Regions from separate parts of the Homo sapiens genome. Here region 2 is linked to region 1. A link is a loop called in an ENCODE intact Hi-C map of the cell type or tissue named here. Cell type or tissue: IMR-90. All regions are shown on one strand. Links, peaks and the distances in the headings refer to the core of each region. The heading gives the core; the rest is flanking DNA. Region 1 has its middle 120 kb from the start of LINC02358. Region 2 has its middle 35 kb from the start of LINC02358.

Region 1 (4,400 bases), core at 231-4,230:
TGTCCAGCAAATAGAGGGGAAACTGCTTAGGCTCTTGGTCCTTTGGAATGAAAGCAATGCACTTACATACTTCTCCCCTAAAGTAAGCATAAATATAAATTATAATTGAATGTACGTGGTGTGAGATAATCATTTTTCATGAAATCATGATGCTCAGGAAAATAAATACTGATGTTGAGGCCAACTCAACTTCAGAAAAACATTTGCCTCAAAATGCATATATGACCTCATCCTCATTCTTATTTTACCTTTTCTTCTTAACAGGCTTATGTTGAAATGTAGGCATTATGAAAAGCTGACTTGCCTTCCATAAGGCCCTTGGCCCATAAATATCTGTCCTCAAATAAACAGAAGCCCTACCTTGAAACAAAGAAAGTCTGTAAGGGAGGATGGGCAGGACAGAGGGCAGATGTAGCTTTATTTTTAGCACATTGTTATCAAATACATTATTCTCTGCTGAGATATGTATTGGCCATCACAAAAACCCATGCTTAACAAAGCTTTCATTTTTAAATTTGCATAATGCCTTATTCGCATGCATAGAATTCCACAAAGTATTGCTTCTGACCAAAGAATTCATTCCACATACACACACACAAAAATTGTGACAAGGGGCTCATGTCCATGGAATTCACTGATTTCATCACATGCCCATCACCCTGAAGCAGCTGGCCTTATAAAAAGTGGAATGGCCTATGGAAGCCTCAATTACAGCACAATTTGGGAGAATACTCTGAAGGTCAAGGTTCTGTCTTTCGAGATGCCTCATGTGCTTTGAATCAGTGACGAATACATGGTCCAATTTCTTCCTTAGCCAGAACATATGGGTCCAGAAAGCAAGGATGAAAGTGGGAGTGGCTTATCTCACTAGTATCCTTAATAGCCACTCCCAGAATGCTTGCTTTCTGTTCCTGAAACTCTGGGCTCTTCTGGTTGGAAGCTGGAGTGCAGTGGCAAGATCACTGCTCACTGAAGTCTCAACCTCCCAAGCTCAAGCAATCCTCCCACCTCAGCCTCAAGAGTAGCTGGGACCACAGGTTTGCGCCACCATGCCCAGATAATTTTTTATTTTTTTGTAGAGGCAGGGTGTCCCTATGTTGTTCAGGCTTGTCTTGTACTCCTGGGCTCAAGTGATCCTCCTCCCTCAGCCTCCCAAGGCATTGGGATTACAAGAGTCAACCACCACACCTGGCGCAGAGGTCTATATTCATAATAGAGAAATGTTTGTACCAGGTGACACACAAATTGTTCCACTGATTCAGAAGTTGAGAGTGTCAGTGAATCACCTGGGGCTCCTATCCCCACTGACCTAGCAGGTAGGGGATTACTGTACTGGTTGATCCTGGTTACTAAGAGAAATCAGATTTATTTTATAAAACTCTATTTAGAACACAAGAGTTTCCCCAGAGTATTTCTTAGTATACCCATCTCCAATATAAAAGCTAATGGAAAATGACAGCATCTATAGCCAAAGCAAAAAGTTATTATTTTTGTATAGAACTTCAAACACGGTATGTGAATAGCCAAAGGGGTAGACTGTGTGAATTATTAAGCTATTACCTCACAGCTCCAAAGCTACCTTTCTGTATTCTGTTCAGTGATGCTGGGGCTATCTATAGATCTCTCTTTTGGGGAGTTGGCTCTCTGTTATGTTCTATAGTAGGGAACACTAGTGGGATATCAGAAGGCCTGGGGTAGGAAGCTGCTGTTCCTCCCAACTATTGCCCAAGCAGGGACCCCTCACCCTGGCATTGATAGTGTCCATCTATTTCAGCATTGACAGAATCACAGGCAATGCCCCTTCCCCTGAGCTTTGTTTCCTCAGCCCTATGGGTAGTTGCTACTTCCAGCAATTACTGGTTCCTTTAGTGGTTACTTTTGTTCCTTCATCCCTCCCATACCTATGTGATCAATTCTCCATATTAAATTCCCTCCGTTAAAATATCAGATGTGGTTTTTGGTTTCCTGACTACACACTGATTAATACAGCCTTAAAAAGGAAGCTCAAGATCATTTGACATCTCAATTACTATCACTTTTTCAGAAATATTTATTACGATGCTCAACTGCAAAAAAAAGGAGAGGAATATTAAGAAAATGTAATATGGAATTACTGTTTTTCAAATGCCATCATCCAAACAGAAAAGAGAGAAATCCCTGTGAATGCCTGTTGAGAAACAAATTCATTTTATTAAAAGGTTTCCCTCTTTGTATTTGGAGGTTAAAGAAATGATAGACTTTATTGTTCCACCAAACAAACCATTTCACTTATTTTTGGTAAATTACACTAAATGTGGTTTAATTACTGTGTCCAGAATAGCATTTCACATCTGTGGCCCCAAAAGCTATTATCACTATGGACATTTAGGGAAAAGAAATGGAGCCCTCTTATGGCCAATTTAAATGCTACAGCACCCTTGCAGTTCCACACTGATCGTGTTAACATCTGACCTAGATCACTAGATCTTTGGACAGAGATACCTCAGGGGTCCTACCCTACATCACCACTAAACTGACATGGAGTGTGTTGCCCAGAGAAATAATGTCTGTGCTTCTTGGCACTGTGCATATATGACATACAAACACTTATACACTGTGTAAACAAGGTCATTAAATGCCCAATTTTATAAGAAGGAAATAAAGGGAATAGGATAGGTCTGACTCTGCCTAGAATATCATTTGAAAGAGATACTTTGATCCCTTACCTGGCAGAGGTCTTAATACAAGCCACAGTAATTTCCTTCTGAATTAGTTTCATACACAGGTAAGGCCCCAGGGTATCATAGAAGGGAAACTCAATAAATTCACCAAAAGATTGGTGTGCAAGGGGTTTGTGTTGAAATCCACACGTTATTACCTTTTGTAGGCAAAGATAAGAGAATCCAGTGAAATGGAGTGTTAGAGACCTCAAAGGACAAACTGGTGCAAGAGAGGCATGGAAGGGGGGAGGCAATTAGGCTTGGGAGTTGGGTGTCACTGGGTTCTAATGCCATCTTAGCTCATTTCTAGCTGTGTGACATAGGGCAGATTATTTAACCTCTCTGTTTCTCAGCTTCCTCATCTGTAAAATAGAAATAACCCCGTCTAGTTCAAGACAACATAGAGTGTAGTGGTTGAGACCAGCTGCCTGGCTTCAAATCCCAAGCCTGCCCCTTACTGTGTGACATTAAGCAAGTTATTTAACATTTCTGTACTGTATTCATAAAATGGAATATAATCGTACTGTCCCGGCAGGGTTGTTTTGAAGATTAAGTGATTTGATAGACATGAAGCACTTGGGCAGGTGTCTGGCTGGGTCTGCAATCATTGACACTGTTTGAAGCACCTCATGATGCCTTGTGCATGGTGAACGCACAATGTTAGCTTTATTATTGGCTATCAATTATTGTTAACAATGTATTTGTTATCTTTTTCCTATCTACTTCTTTTTTTTATTAGGTCAAGTCGTATGAAACTGCCATTTTTATAGATCAAAAATACTTGAAGATAGCCATTCCTTGGTTTAACCTAATACAGAATAATGCTTGTCACTAGGTCACATGAAGGGTTATTGGCAAGGGCATAAGACCAAGGAAGAAAATAGAGCTTTCTGCCACATGCAGGTCACTGAGCCCTGGAACCCTTACTTGATGGAGTGTTTCCTGTTCCTGCCTGCGATAACAAATCCCTTGAGCAGTTTAATGAGACTTAGTCCTTCAGCTCTCCTTATGCTAGCCTCAGAAAGGAAGAAGGTGGGAGGAGTGTATGGGAAAGGAGAAGTGATGGGTCTATATACCAACTAGGCAGGTCAGGGGAACAGAATCCATTCCAGGTAGTTCCATATGGTGCAGGAAAAAAAATGAAAAGTATTGTAGGGGACACTGAAGCCACAAGAAGTCAGCAACAGCTGGGAGTGGCCACAGCCTCGGCAGCTGGAAAGATAGAGGGCAGAGGTGGCACTGCCAGAGACCAGGGCCAGGACCACCAGCAAGAGAAGCAGCCATGTGGGGCTGCCTAGCCACTTGAACACCCAAAGCTCAAAGGAAAGAGGGGGAATCTCTCTCCCTTCTGCTCCTCCTTCTCCCAACAGTGCCTGTGTTGGCTGAATTAATCATACCTCTATTGGCAAAGGAGCCTGGTACATGTAGTGTGCAAGGACTGTCCTCTTGAATATAGAGCAGAACAGGAAGGAAGAGAGGGATAGATATGAGAGCAAAGAGGCAAATGCTTATGCAGAGAAGCACTAGCTGTGAGGAGAGGAAGGGAAGAATGGGAGGTGGCATGACCACGACATACAATCCAGCTGCTGCCATTTTGTCTCTGGTCCGTCAAAGTCTCTGTAATCCAGCAGAGCTGGAATCCTGACACTTGCCTACCCTGGCCAGGTAATTCCAAAGGAAAACTGTGGGAACCACAATTAA
Region 2 (4,400 bases), core at 199-4,198, 81 kb before region 1:
ATCCTCCATCACTGTATACACAATTCTAACCAGCTTGGATATCTGGTTTCCCATGTTAGAGAAGATTAGAAGCAAGAGGGAAGCTAGAATTAGATGCATTGACAACTGTAAGCAATGTTAGCTGACAACCTGACACAGAGGGAAATAAGCACATCCATGAAAACATAAAACCTAAAGTTTGGAGTCATTACATGTAGGGATAAATCAACAGCTACTGACCGCCAAAGCATACTGAGAAATGTTTCAAGTAGTCATCATACATATATCATAAAGTCATCATACATTTAAAAATGCTCTCCATTCAAAATGATTTAAATTGATTTTCGCTGTTCCTGGGGGTAATATTCAGAAATTTAAAATGTTTACTTATGTGTACAACACTTATTCTTCAATGTCAATGGATAAAAAAGATGTTAGTATATATTTATAAGTATGGCAGCATCTATCAGTTTCATTAGTTTTAAAAATATAAACACATTGTGAGAATTACTAAAGCATTTCTGTTTTAGGTCAATTTCCAATATAGTGCCTAACACTGATACTGCATTTCTTTTTTTCTTTCTTTCTTTTTTTTTTTTTTTTTTTTTTGAGATGGAGTCTCACTCTGTTGCCCATGCTGGAGTGCAGTGGTGTGATCTTGGCTCACTGCAACCTCCGCCGCCTGGGTTCAAGCAATTCTCCTGCCTCAGCCTCCCGTGCAGCTGGGATTATAGGCATGCACCACCATGCCCAGTTAATTTTTGTGTTTTTAGTAGGGATGGGGTTTTTGCCATGTTGGTCAGGCTGGTTTCAAACTCCTGACCTCAAGCAATCATTCCCCCTTAGTCTCCCAAAGTGCTGGGATTACAGGCATGAGCCACTGTGCCTGGACCCTAATATTGTATTTTTAAAATAACTCCATAGTAGTGTTTCTTGGAAAATTGGTTGCAATAGAAGTTTTATAGAAAAAAAAAAAGGACATGAAAGTTTAAGGTATATCACAAAATATGTTACCTATATAAAAGGTTTTGAGATGTCCCACAGTAAAGAAACATCCCTATTTTTGTTAGATTTAATTTTTCTTAAACGTTTGACCAATGAACCTTCTTCAATGTGAAAATTATCTACATTTTACAGTATTTGTTTTCTACCAATTGCACTTCTGAAAGTACTGGTCTCTGGAGATGGTGCCTGTATCAGTCAGGGATCCAGTAGGAAACAGATGTCAACTCAAAAGGGTTTGACTGATGTGAGTCTAATGAAGGGACTATTCTGAAGGTATGGCTAGAGGTAAGAGAACCAACAAGAATCCAGGTGTTAACAGTGAGGAGAAACTGTTATCATCCATAGACCTGAAGACCCAAAGGCAGGGTATAGCATTCCTAGGGCCTGAAGAGAGATGAGATAGTGGAAGAGGAGCCTTTCATAGTAGCTGGAGCCAGTGCTGTGCCTCCTGGGAAATGTTTAACAGCCTGCTCTTCAGGAGAAAAAAAAACCTATTTGTAATACTGATTTTTATGCAGTAAATCCTCCCACTATGGACAATTTCAAGCTACCGATGTGGTCAGTGAACGTGGAGTTTGGAAGAGATGCAGAGTAGCACATCATTATGTATTTTGATCACACAGGTAGAGGTAAGGAACTTCAAAAGCATAGATAATAGTAAAATGCAGTAAAATAATTAGGAAGTCATGGGTTTTGAATATTTGTTATTTTTAATATAATCTATTTAATTGTACATATATATGTGCTTTATTTTTTAATACTGACTATGTTTAGCAACTGGCCCACAAAATTACTGGAAATTTAACAAGCCACAGCAACAGCAAACCACTGGCTGTGGCCATAGAGGGAATAACCACTATCCAAACCAGAATTCTGAGAAGGATCCTGGGAAAGAGATACCAGGCCCTCTAATCTCTAACCAAGGAGCTGAGAGAACACTGCATCCATGAGAGTATGCTTTCTGCATGAGTCAGCCCCCAGGGTGCAGGGCCAGCAGTAAAGGATAGAGAATGAATCTAGTGGGTAGAGATAAATGACAAATAACCACTGGAATTCCTAAATGTATATGTTTGAGATTCAGGGTTAGGCTAGTTGTATGAGGATTCCCCTAAAGTACCTTTAAAAGTACATAATGAGGCAAAAATCACCAGGAATCTATTTTTTTAATGCTCCTTAAGTGATTATGATATACAACAAGATTTAGAGTAAGGTCTTGCTTGAATATGGCTCTCAAGTATTAACGGTGCCACAAGTGACTGTTTTTCTTTTTATTTGAGCTTAACTGTTATCTAACTTGTCCATTTGAGAACATCTTCCTAGATTATCTCATTACTTCAGGAGGTGAGATAAATATAAGTGGTGGTTTTAGGATTCTAGGATTCAGATGGGAGTTGTACTTTAGCCAGGAGCTGGAAAGGCTAGAGCCAGGACAGAGAAGAGACACTTAGGTAATTTAGAGCACTGCCTAAGCAGCCAAGCAGAGTACAGTGGTCCTTCAGAGCTGAGGAGGCAGAGGTCAGAATTTGGGGCAATTTAAATGGGTAGAATCTGCAGAAGAGGTACCTTAGCATGGGCTATTATAACAAAATACTATCAACTGGGTGGCTCAAACAACAGAAATTTATCTCTCACAGTTCTGGAGGCTGGGAAGTCCAAGATCAAGATGCCCACTGAATCTGTCCCCCAGTGAGGGCTCTCTTCCTGGTTTGCAAATGGTCACTTTCTTGCTGTGTCCTCACATGGCATAGAGAGATGGAGAATGCTAATCTTTCTTCCTCTTCTTCTAAGGACACTAATCGCATTATGAAGCCCCCCGACCCTATGACCTCATGTAAATCTAATTACTTCCCAAAGGCCTCCACTCCAAATAACATCACAGTGGGGGTTAGGAATTGAACCTATTAATTTTAGAGGGACACAAACATTCAGCCCATAACAAGAGCACAGCAGAGAAGAAGGACCTGTGCAGAGGAAGAGCCCAGGAGTTCTCTGGTTCTGTGGATTTCATCCATGAGTTTTTGACTGAGGTCTAGTATATACAGTCAAGGGGACGACTTCCCAGAGAGTGGTTACTAAAGGATTGACAGAGGAAAAGAGATCGTAGAGATCAAGCAGTACTGGAGGATGGGAATAGTAGCTCAGCTGCAGAGAAGAGATCTTGTTTTGTTAACACCTCTCTAACAACCTGGGCATTCAGCTGAGACATCAGAAAGCACCTGGCTTGGGGTAAGTACTTTCTCTCTTAGCCTCCTCAGCAGAGTTCCAAGAGAGTATTAAGGCCTAACACCCCAAGGAATCCATTGAATATAATGAATTAACTTCTTTCCTAAGCATCTAGAACAAGGGTCAGCAAATTTAAATGGGCCAGATAGTACATTTTTTGTAGGCTTTCAGTCCAAGAGGCAAAACCTAGACTATTACATAAGCACTTAAACTGTATAACCATTTACAAATGTAAAAACTATTCTTAGCTCATGGGTCACACAAAAATAGGAGATGGGCTGGATAGGGACCAAAGGCAATAGGATGTAAAGTGAGTCTTGGTGAACAGATGGTAAATTAGTGACAGAAATATAATAGGAAAGGGTATTTGTTGACAGAAAAATATATTTAAAGGGCACAGACATGGATAAGGGCTAGGAGCGAGGGGGGTGAAACAAACAAGGACACTATGGCTGGAACAAGAGTTAGCTGCCGGAAGCGGAGGCTCAGAGGTAAGCTGGATGAACACTTATATGGGATGCCAGAGTTAATATGAAGTGGAAATAAACTTCCACATTTCTGGTTGGATTGTTGATTTCCCACTTCTTAAAGTTAACTCTCAGTTTTCCTTCTCAAAATTTTCCTCCCATCGCATATCTATTTTAGTAATGACATCATTGTCTATTCTGTTATTTATGAAGGAAAGCAGACTCCTAAATTCACTTCTCATCACTCTATAGTCAAATCAGAAAGATTCGCATTTATCCGTCTTCACTGTCACCACCCAAACCCCACATACTGCGTCTCTCTAACCCAACTACTTTGCTAACGTCCTGTTTCCATTTTGTTTCCCTTGCATCCATCCTTCACAGAGTAGCCACAATAATTATTTAAAAACATAAATTGGAGTCTGTTTCTTTCCTGTGTAGTACCCTTCAATGTTTTCTCCTTTTGCATAGAGTAAAATCCAAGCTCTGTAATTGTTCTTCACACATTCGTGTATGTTTTCAGCACATGCTTTCCTCTCCCACTAAATCTCACACGTCCCCAGTGCTGTCCTCCCTCAAGCTCTCTGGTCTTCTGGTTTTCCCAGGTACATTTGTCAATAGCATTCCCTTCTTGGGTCTTCCCCCTTCTCCTCACATAGCCAGATTCTTTTCATAGTCTTTTCCTTCAAGTTTCATCACAAAGTCACATTCTCAGAGAGACCTTCT

What was found. Peaks named below come from ENCODE experiments on the same cell type or tissue, not always from the same donor. Only the 100,000 strongest peaks of a DNase experiment are listed, where the experiment ranks them.
Region 2: it touches region 1 in a loop (2.2-fold over the local background); 1 of 110 quality-filtered maps calls a loop at or near these places.

Annotation. Positions count from the first base shown.
Region 1 is chr4:54,959,180-54,963,579 of GRCh38, forward strand. No RefSeq gene overlaps it. Among named protein-coding and RNA genes, the nearest start is that of LINC02358, 120 kb to the left of the region's middle. In IMR-90, for the core only: a CTCF peak has its summit at 2,387 (motif pointing left); a DNase peak (open chromatin) is centred at 612; H3K27ac peaks cover 1,219 bases; H3K27me3 peaks cover 276 bases.
Region 2 is chr4:54,877,856-54,882,255 of GRCh38, forward strand. No RefSeq gene overlaps it. Among named protein-coding and RNA genes, the nearest start is that of LINC02358, 35 kb to the left of the region's middle. In IMR-90, for the core only: no CTCF peak of the experiment used is centred there; a DNase peak (open chromatin) is centred at 1,946; H3K27ac peaks cover 691 bases.